2 separate regions of the Homo sapiens genome follow, and region 2 is linked to region 1. A link is a loop called in an ENCODE intact Hi-C map of the cell type or tissue named here. Cell type or tissue: heart left ventricle. All regions are shown on one strand.

What was found. A loop is a pair of places that touch in the nucleus more often than their neighbours do. Peaks named below come from ENCODE experiments on the same cell type or tissue, not always from the same donor. Only the 100,000 strongest peaks of a DNase experiment are listed, where the experiment ranks them.
Region 2: it touches region 1 in a loop (2.4-fold over the local background); 6 of 110 quality-filtered maps call a loop at or near these places.

What each region holds. Positions count from the first base shown.
Region 1 is chr2:10,406,805-10,411,804 of GRCh38, forward strand. All of the region lies in intron 2 of HPCAL1 (hippocalcin like 1), which reads left to right. It overlaps LOC124905972 (a long non-coding RNA gene), which reads right to left. Exons shown (of 3, transcript XR_007086211.1): 2 at 1,165-1,309; 3 at 654-1,041. Among named protein-coding and RNA genes, the nearest start is that of SNORA80B, 38 kb to the right of the region's middle. RefSeq lists enhancers at 854-2,053, 1,301-1,912, 1,913-2,525 and a silencer at 2,385-2,514. In heart left ventricle, CTCF peaks have their summits at 2,508 (motif pointing left) and 2,707; a DNase peak (open chromatin) is centred at 2,497; H3K27ac peaks cover 720 bases.
Region 2 is chr2:10,235,257-10,240,256 of GRCh38, forward strand. No RefSeq gene overlaps it. Among named protein-coding and RNA genes, the nearest start is that of MIR4261, 45 kb to the left of the region's middle. In heart left ventricle, no CTCF peak of the experiment used is centred here; a DNase peak (open chromatin) is centred at 2,645; H3K27ac peaks cover 1,693 bases.

The DNA.
Region 1 (5,000 bases):
TATGGTCTCATTTTGGTCCTGCCTTTGAGCTTCCTTTTCCTGCTGGGTTAGGGTTCCGGACGGAAGGGGAGCATTCTCTTGGGCGTTTCCCTTTTCCTGTCTCCCTGTTCTCTCCCCAGAGGCTCATGTATGTCCGTTTCACTCACCTCCCTTTCTCTGCTTGGGAGGCAGCTCAAAGAGCTCCTCTCCAAAGACTCAAGCTGGAGTGATGTTCGCTCTATGATGACGCCGCACTGGTCCAGGGAATGATCTCACTGGAGAGTAGCAGGAAGTCCCCCATCCTGTCCCCCACCCCACTGGCTGAGGACCATATAGCTGGGATGTGTTCACCTGGGAAGGAGATTGGCACCAGTTTGATAAATGGACACCCCCAAGTCTGGCATGGCCCCAAAACTCTACTCTGCTGCAGCTGTTTCCATGCCAGAAAACAGAGATTTCCAGAATACCGAGTCTGAATGTGCCTTCTTGGAGCAGCTTCAAATCTGAGCAGGAGAGCACTTGACCATCCTAACCCCTGACCTTCCTCCAGCAATTCCTAAAACTGGAAGAGTCACAGAATGTTAGAATAAGAGGGATCCTAGAAAAAGAACCACTCACTCATTGCTTTGTTCATTTGCTCAGGCACTGTGCTAGGCGCTTGGAATACACAACCATTCATTCAAACATATTTATTGACTGAATTGTGTGCCAGGCCCTGTTTTGGGCCCTGTGGGGGTACAGTGGTGAACAAAAGGAGGCAGACAGTCAAGAGATTTTGTAAATATAGTGCCAGGTGGCAGGAAATGCTGAGAAAGGGGTCAGGGTGAGGGACCAGAGGGTGAGGGTGGATGCTCTTTGAGGTGGGTCCTTGGAGGAGGTTTCCCCACGACTGTTGAGCAAGAACATGAACTTGGAGGGAGTGAGCCTTGCAGACACTGAGGGGAAGGAAGAGCAGACAGGTGGAGGGAACTGCAGGTGCGAAGGCCCTGAGGCTGGAACACGCTGAGCAGCTTCTCTGACTGGGACAAATGAAGGATTCTCCTTCCCCCAGGAGCTCCCAGTCTAATGAAGGAAAAAGACAAAGAAGTGACGCGTTCAAAGCTGAGTTCATACTAGAAAAACGCTGTTAGAATTCAAAGGGAAGAGCAGTTGTAGGGGCTGGGAAAGGCAAGCCTGAGGAGTGACCTTTGCATTGGGCTTTGGTGGATGAGTAGGGGTTGGCAGGGTGGCTGAGGCGAGCGTGCCACACGGGTGAACTCATATCTGCAGAGGCACAAGGTGTGCAGGGACAGCCACCCACACATTCCTCTTCCTGTCGCAGTAGCAGCTTCTGCAAGAGAAAGTACAGCTCTTGGGGATTTCCCTTTTCCTTTCTCCACCTCTTCCTTCTCACCAGCTTCATTTAGGGCATTTCAGCCTTGAGAGGGTGGAAAAGAAGGAGAGATTGGTAGAGGAAGGGGATTTCTGTGCCCTGCTGGGTCTCTCTCTCTCTCTCTTCTCATATGTTATGTTTTTCTTGTAAGGTTTTGGGGAGTTGTGGGGAGTTTAAGAGGCTGGGGATGGGTAAGAAGTCAAGAAGGTTTCGGTTGGATTTCTCAACAACAGGTCATTGGCCTGGAGCCCCTCCAGTGGGTAAAATGCCGTGATGCAACAGCTTTCAGGAAGGCCTCCAGAAATGAGCTCTAGGTCAGTGGGTTGGGTTTAGGTGCAGGCACGCCCTGGAACTGTCACTCTAGAGGTGTTACTAACCTCCTCTTTCCCCGGATCTGACTCAGCAGGGTTGGCTGTTCCAGCTCCAAAGAGAAGGAGGAACCTTTTCCTTCTGCAGCCCCTCCCCACCAGCCTCATTCCTTAGCTGGGGTCAGACCTGGGGTCCTCACTGCAGCTGGCCTCTGGCAGCGTTCTCAGGCTAGCCCTCCCTGCTGAAAAGAGAACCGTGTGGGACTCACAGGTAATTATGAAATACAAACGCCATGATCTTTCACTCAAGGGCACTAAGGAGTGAATAAATAAAGGATACCACAGGGTGCTAATGAGCTTGAAGAGTCCCTGTTTGGTAGCCCCAGATCCAGGGTCCCTGGTATCACCCACTGAATGCTACTTCTACCCAGCACTGCCCACGGGAAATAAAGTGGGAGACACATACCTATGTGATTGTAACTTTTTCTATAGCCGCATTGAAAAGTAAAAAAGATGAAATTTAAAACTTGTTTGATTTAAACCGTTAGATCCCAAATGGTATCATTTACCATTTCACATGTAATCAAGAAAGAGAAAGTATTAATGAGATATTTTATGTTGTTTTTTTTCATATGAAGTCGTCAAAATCCGGCGTGTATTTTACACTAAGGGCACATATATGAGTTCAGACTGGCGACGGTTTATGTGCTCAGTAGCCACGTGTGGCTGGTTGTGACCATAGTGGACAAAGCAGCCCTAGCTTATAGGTGGAGACACGGAGGCACCTGAGAGGGGCGGGGTCTCAGCTCAGGCCCTGGGAGCCTGTTCAACAGCTCCCTCTAGCGTCGGCCCAGCCACACTTCAGCCTGGATGGTCCCAGATGCATCGGCTCCTCCCTGCACCTGGGTCCTGGCAGCCGGCACAGCCTCCCCGCAATCACCCAGGGGCAAAACGGGCCCCTCCTTGGAGAACTACCGGGAAGCTAAGGCTGCAGGCAGCTTGACTGTCACTTGCTTATTTGGAGGAAAGAAGGACACAGGCCCGAGTTGTTTTGAAAAATGCAATCAGCCCTAGGAGAGGGGCTTAGCTGCAGGGGCCGTGTGGGTCCAGCGGTCACCGGGAGAAAGAACTGGGTTGGGTGCTGGATAAGAAAGAGCACAAACCTGTTTGTCTTCCACCGGCCCCTTCTGCCTTCCACCTTCCTGTTCCACCCCAGGAAGAACAAGCTCTCATCTCAAATGGCCTGAGCCCTCTGATTCCTTGAAGTTCAAATTCACAACAAACGCCTCTCCAGCCTCTTCCTGAGCCTCAGTCTTTTTTTTTTTTTTTTTTTTTTTTTTTTTTGAGACAGAGTCTCGCTCTGTTGCCCAGGCTGGAGTGCAGTGGCACCACCTCAGCTCACTGCAACCTCCACCCTCCGGGTTCAAGCAATTCTCCCGTCTCAACCTCCCGAGTAGCTGGGACTACCAGGTGCGTGCCACCGCACCCAGCTAATTTTTTATATTTTTAGTAGGGACGGTTTCACCATGTTGCTCAGGCTGGTCTTGAACTCCTGAGCTCAGACAATCCACTGCCTTGGCCTCCTGAAGTGCTGGGATGACAGGTGTGAGCCACGGCGCCCCGGCCAGCCTGGGTCTCTCATAAGCATTTGGTGTTTCCCACCTCTCTGGTCGCCTTCCCTCAAAGCATCTCAGAGTCTGGTTGGCCTGGCAAGCTTCGGGGATCTGACTGATGAAAGCATTTTGGAGCAATGGGATGAGATGCCAACCAATGCCGTCAGCCGGCACTGAGGTGGGATTAACAGGACAATCAAGCCCTCGGTTCCCAGGAGCCTCACTGAGCAGCTGCTAGAACTGTGCCACTAAACAGGCTTTAATTTACAGGCAATACCGACTCTGGGTTAACTATTTCTCACAGGGCTCCCCAGCTGCATGTTTACATTTCTTTCCTTGTTCCTCTTTTTCTTCTTCTTCTTTTTTTTTTTTTTTTTTTTTTTTTACAATTCAGCAGATTAAGAACAATAGCAGGGTAACTGAGAACCACAGAGGTGGCTGTAAGTGACTCATTAACTCCCTCTCCCATGTTTCCATCACCGTGAATTACAACGTCATCTCTGATGCCCTCAGACAGCTGTTACTAGTTTGATCCGAGCCTTGCTTGAATATGAATCTTTTTAAGCCGAGCAGGAGATGGTTCTGCTCTCAAATAGACTGCCCTCCCCTGGGCCTCCCATTTCTTACCCCACCATCCTCCTTGGAGATGAAAGACTTCCTGAGAAATGAAGGCTGGGTTTGCCTAATTACTGGAGCAAGGTGGCTGTTCTGCTGGGAAACGTGAGTGGTGGCTTTCTGTCTCTGCAGAAAGGCTTGCTTTTGCTCGGTCGTCTTACTAGACAGCCAAGCACCAATAAGGTTGGCTCCTTTGCTTAATGAATGACAGAGGGGTCACAGCAGCATGCAGCATTCCCCCCGCCCCCCGTTTCTTGTGAGGCAGCCTGCGTCGGGCCCGACAGCCTCCAGGAGAGAGCTAAAATGAGGTCCTTCAGATTACATATTTCATCTGGGCCCTTGTTAATAAGCAAATGCTGGCTGTCCCAGTGAGTGACTGGGAGTGTGTGTGTGGCCGTCACCTTCATTTGGCATTCATGGGCTCCATTTACCAGTTTCATAAAAGTTCCAGTGGGGAGGCCATCTTGCAAAGCTGTCCTGGCGAGCACAAGCAGAGTGCTGGACACCAGCCAGGAGCACCCTGGGTGGCCTCCACGGCTGCTTATGGTCTTGGCATGGAAAGGGCCCAGAGGAGGTTACAGGACAATGGGAAGGAGGTGGGCTCTCCACTCAGACCTCCTGGGTCCACAGCCCACCACCCCACCGAAGCCTCGGTCCCTTGTCCCTAAGGTGGAGCTGACATTGCCTCCTCTCGGCCTAGCCAGGAGTGACCCCACTTTCCCAGCTCCTAGAATCTTCACTGTGTCCTCCCCTGGATGTGGCCTACAGGGACTGGGCCTCCTGCAGCCTTTGAAATCCTCCTTGTCATTCAGTTGTGATTCCAAATGCCGTTGTCCTAGGCAAGCCGCCGAGTGCCCCGGGAATGAGCGACTCCCCTGGACCCCACTTTATTCACTTTTTATGCCCCTTCCTGGGCATGCCTACACCATAACTCAAGCCCCCCAGGGAGCTGGTGACTGGGGACCGGCATCCCAGTGCTCAGCCTGGGATTCGGCACTCAGAGGGCCCGACAGCCTGGAATACACTGAGCACCCCGCTGGCACCAGGCCCCAAGGACAGGCTGATGTTTCCACTTCCCTGGAGAAAGATCCTCCAGTCCCCTGCTCGGAGGCT
Region 2 (5,000 bases), 170 kb before region 1:
GGGGGTCCAATGGGACCATAAAGAAGGCCTTTGGCCCAGCGCCGGTTTGAGGAATTGCTCAGTAATTCCAAGCATCTGGGGATGTGGGCTGAGGGCTTAAGCCTTGGACTGGGCTGCAGAGGTCTGGATTCTGGTCCCAGCCCCGCCACTAATAAGCTGTGGGGTGGCAGGCAAGCCTTTCAATGTCTTGGGGACTGAGTTTCCTCATGTGCACCTGGGAGGTGCCATGCCAATTCCATGCAGAAGAACCTTTGGGACTGTCCCGGGATAGCAGCTGGGAAGGGCTTCCTGGGTAAACGTGAGGCGTGACCGGGCATCCCTACTCGGCTGCCTGCCGGAGGTTTCCGAGGGGCTCCTCACTAGCTCACCGCCCCCAGAAACGTCCTCCTCTTTCATCCCGGACCGTCCGTGAAGGGGTAGGTGGTGCCGTCTGTCATGAGGCCCATGGCAGTGCCTTGTGGCTTCTGACGCCTGCCCTGTGGCTTGCAGGCAGATCCACCACTGTTCTTTCCTTGCCTTGCACTTCCTGTGGGCTACGCATGCTGTACCCATTTCACCAACAGAAGACTGAGGTCCAGAGGGCGTGGGTGTGTGCCGGGGTGCGCGCTGCTGAGTGCGGAGCCAGGGCTAGGCTAGGTCTCCGGCATGTGTCCTGTGTCCTGGACAGCTCCGGTGGGCACCTGCTGCCCCGGACAGTGAAGAGAGCCCTCTCCCTCTCAAGGTGCCTTACTCGAATGCTTGATTCCAGGGCCTAAAACAAAGTCCACTGCGGTTTCCACCACCTCCCAGCTGATTCAATGGGGCTCCACCCAAACCGGGGATCACCGTATTTCCCAATGAATTGGGGTTGGGAAGCGGGGAGAGGTGCCTGTTCCCAGTGGGCACTGTCCCCTGCCTTCTGCCTCAGGCAGATTTTTCTCAGCTTGGCCTTTGCCAGCGCCAGGGGGTGACACCCTTCCCACCCTCTTCCCTCTTCTCCATCCTCCTCAGGGCTCCCTGCAGCCCCAGCCACCTGTGCCTCCCCAGCTGCCCAGAGGGCACAGGCAGGACCTCAGGAAAAGGCACCCATCTGTATCCACCCCCATCCTCACCGTGGAGGACCCATCTTCATCCCCACCCCTGTTCTTCCCATTGAGGGGCCCGTCTTCCACTGACCCCCACCAGTCCTCACCATGCAGAGCCCCAGGACCCCAGCGAAGTCAGCCAGACATCACCAGGTGCCACCTCCTCCTCCTTTCCAGCTCTGTCCAGCTAACTTGTGGTTCCCATGGCACCAATGGACATTCAGAGAAATGTTCTAGATCGGGGGGTGTTGGACAGAGTAGGAGGGATCCCCTCAATTCACATCCAAGCCTGTTGAGGGTGTAATGGAGCCCAGGACCTGTCTCTTGTGGAAGGTGGTTCCCAAACCCAGTGATGCTTAGAAGCATCAGAAGGGTCCTGTGAAGTTCATGGCTTCCTGGCTGCGCTCAGGTACCCGGCTGCCGTGGGTGCGGGTGAGTCATGCCCTGCTCTGGAATGGCTTCCCAGGGGCTCCATTCTGGGAGCATCCTGGAAAAGTACAAAGCCATTACTTACAGGGCAGCACGATGCCAGCTTTCCTTGCCATTGTTGTTGGTTGGGCTGCTGCAGCTGCATACATTTCTGAAAATGCCTCCAGTGGGTGACATTTATCAAATCAAGTGCTTTCTAGCTTTATTCCCCAAATACATAGCCAATTCTCTTTGTAGCTCATGCGCCAGCCCGCCTGGGTGATTTGGTTGGAGAAGAGGTGATGTCTCCCACCAGCAGAGGGAAAGGTGGCGACAGGGCTGGGGAACTTGCTGATATGAAAGCAGGTCCAGCCATTTCCTCCCACTGTCGCCTTTTCTAAGAGTGGCAGGGAGGAGGTGATGGGGTGGGACTGAAAGATCCTAGCCATTTTAGTCTTGTGACACACAAATGCTGGGAAAATACCCAGGCCACCTCTTGCCTCCCTGCAGGCTGCTCCTGTGCCCCGGGCACCATGGCTCAGCATTGTCTGGGAGGAGCTAGAATGTGTGGGCAGCAGCTGCCCTGGCCTAGAATGCTGGCAACTGAAGGGGGCTCAGCCATGGGCCAGCCACCTGCCTGCCCACAGCAGCAGAGGAGTGCTCAGCCCTGTGACCCCGCCCTGGTGCACCTTCCCTTTGCCACCTGTTTGAAGAAGAGTTGGCTAAGAGGATGTGCTGGAGCCCCCTGGCACCTGCCCTGGGCTCTGGGGGCTAAGGAGGACATGCTGGAGCCCGCCCTGGGCTCTGGGGGCTAAGGAGGACGTGCTGGAGCCCGCCCTGGGCTCTGGGGCCTAAGGAGGATGTGCTGGAGCCCGCTCTGGGCTCTGAGGGCTAAGGAGGCCATGCTGGAGCCTGCCGCAGCCCCCCGGGCTGAGGGCGCAGTCCTTGCGGCTGCCACAGCAGTGCTGACTGCACTCCTGCTGCGTACTCAGCTATATACAGCTGCCCCATTTACCCCTTAGAGGCAGAATTTGGTCTCCTCCCATTTTATGGGCAAGAATACAGTGTTTCCCTCCAAGGTCACCCATCTGGTGTTGGTCAGAGCTGGGGTTCCATCCTGCCTCCACCCCCAGCCCTCGACCTTGACATCGTGGCGCCTGCTCTTCCTCTGGACACACCCTGGCCGAGCTTCTCCCAGGGCTGACCCTGCTTCTCAGGACGCACTGGGGAAGCCCTTGGCAGAACCTCTGGGATGGAGGAAATCAACTGGAGACTCAGCCTCACTCCTGACCTTCAGGAAGTCGCTCCCCTTCCTCTATAGGAAGGACACGGAGAGGCCGGAATGGTCTCCAGGTCCCTCCGGCCCCCACGCAAAGCTGTAGGGCCTTCGACTGTTCTGGGAGGGGCAGGAGGCCAGTCCTTTGGAGGATGGTTCCTTCAGGGTAGCCCCTAAGTAACGGCAGCAGCAACGCTCCAGCCGTGTGGACAGCACTGGGGGTTGGCAAAGCCGGTCTGAACGTCCCCTCTGATTCACTGGTGGCTCCTCACTTGCGACCCCTGAGCCTCGCAGGCAGCACAGCCACACCTGGGAGTCAGGTAAGGCGGTGAAGGCCAACGTGAGGACTGTGCCCACCGCCCCTCCCGGAAGGGAAAGTCCTTTCTCCAGCCTCTGCCTCTGTATGAATACAGCATGGAAGAGGGCACTGTGGAATCTCAGGTGGTTGAGGTCACCTAATTGCAGCCCATCTCTGTGGGTAAGAAATTGAGGCTCAGGGTGGGCTTGCGACTTGCCCAGGGTCATGTGACATTGGTGGCAGAGCTGTCCAGCAGGCCTGCTGTTTGGACGGGTCTCTGCTGCTCACGTGTATGTCTGAGGCTGGGTCAATCATGGCAGCATGTCTCTGGCCTGGACCTCCCCACCTCCTCCTTGCAGACCCTCTGGTTGGCGTTGATGGTCCTGACATCCTGACATCCTGCTACCATGGACTACTACATCGTTGGCCTTGGTGTTTGTTGGTTTTGAGACAGGGTCTTGCCCCGTCACCCAGGCTGGAGTGCACTGGCACGACCACAGCTCACTGCAGCCTCAACTTCCTGGGCTCAAGGGATCCTCTCACCTCAGCCTCCAGAGCAGCTGGGACTATAGGGGCATGCTACCATGCCTAGCTAATTTTTAAATTGTAGAGCTGGAATTCTGCCATGTTGCCCAGGCTGGTCTCAAATTCCTGGACTCAAGTGATCCTCCCACCTGGGCCTCCCAAAGTGCTGGCATTACAGGCATGAGCCACGGCACCCAGCTGACCTTGGTGTTTCCAGGGCAGCACTTGGCCCCCTCTTGCTCGTCAGTCCTGAGCCCGAGTGAGGCCAAGTGTCTGTTTCCTTGCGGGCTCAGCGGCAGCCCCTTCCTACCCCCCCGGCTTGCAGAGGAGGGTCCAGGGCTGTGCTTGGGTCCTGAGTCCTGGAGTCAGGCAAGGCAGGGCTCCCAGGTGGGCCCTGCATCTAGGCTTTGGGGCCAGGTCTCTCTAGAGCCCACCCATCATGGGGGGAGCTGGCCGGTGGGACATCTGGGTCCCCAAAAGGAGCTGTCCTCTTTGGTTGGTTCCCATAAAGTCCCTTCCTCCACACTCCCAGCTCTGTGCAGGGTCTTCAGGATGCACGGGCAGCAGAGGGGCCTCCTTGGGTCCCTCCAGAGGCTGGCCGTGCTGGCCGGGCTGGCCGGGGTGGAGGCACCCGCCCCCGTAGGCTTCCATCCCACTCCCACCCCAGGGTCCGCAGGCAGCGTGTCCACACCTACTTAATTCTCTTTTAAATGGAAGGGAAAAAATAGCAAAGAAGAGTCCCAGGTGCTCTAAAAGGCTTTCACAGGCTCCGAGCAATTAGGAGGCTGGGCTGCGGGAAGCGCTGAGTGCTGGGAGGTTACTCAGGGAGGCAAAGTCACGTGCAGAATTTTCCATTTCGCCCTCCTCCAATAACAGCCTGTCCATGTGAGGGACACGGGGGAGTTCACACTGCCCTCCCTGATGGTGTCCGGGGGCATGCAGGCAATGGCCCCTCCCGAAAGGAGAAGCACCAGCACTGCCTGTCCTTGGGAGCCCTTCGGGGCTTCTTTCTAGTTCCTTCAACCCCTACTGCGTGTGCTGCCCCTGCTGGCGAGGCCGGCCCCCAGCGCAGACAGGGCCTCATCGGTAGCTGCACTCAGGGTGCTGTTGGGGAGGAAGGCACCAGCACTGTACACCTTAGCCCAGCCCAGAGTCATAGGCCCTCCTATGTGCAAGACCCCAGGGAAGCACAGGGCTTCAGAGGGGCTTAGTGTGGTCCCCCTTACGATCCTGGACTTTCATGGGGGAATGGTTAGAAGGAGGCAGAGAGCCCACTCTTGAGGAGTACCTCCCACAAGATGCCCTTTGCCTCTTCCGCAATAGCCTCACAGTGCAGGGTCTCAGCCTGCGGACAGCTCAAGGGACCTGGCGGTGCTGGGCCTGGCTGAGAACAACACACGCTACATGGACCCACATGCACCCCACTCAC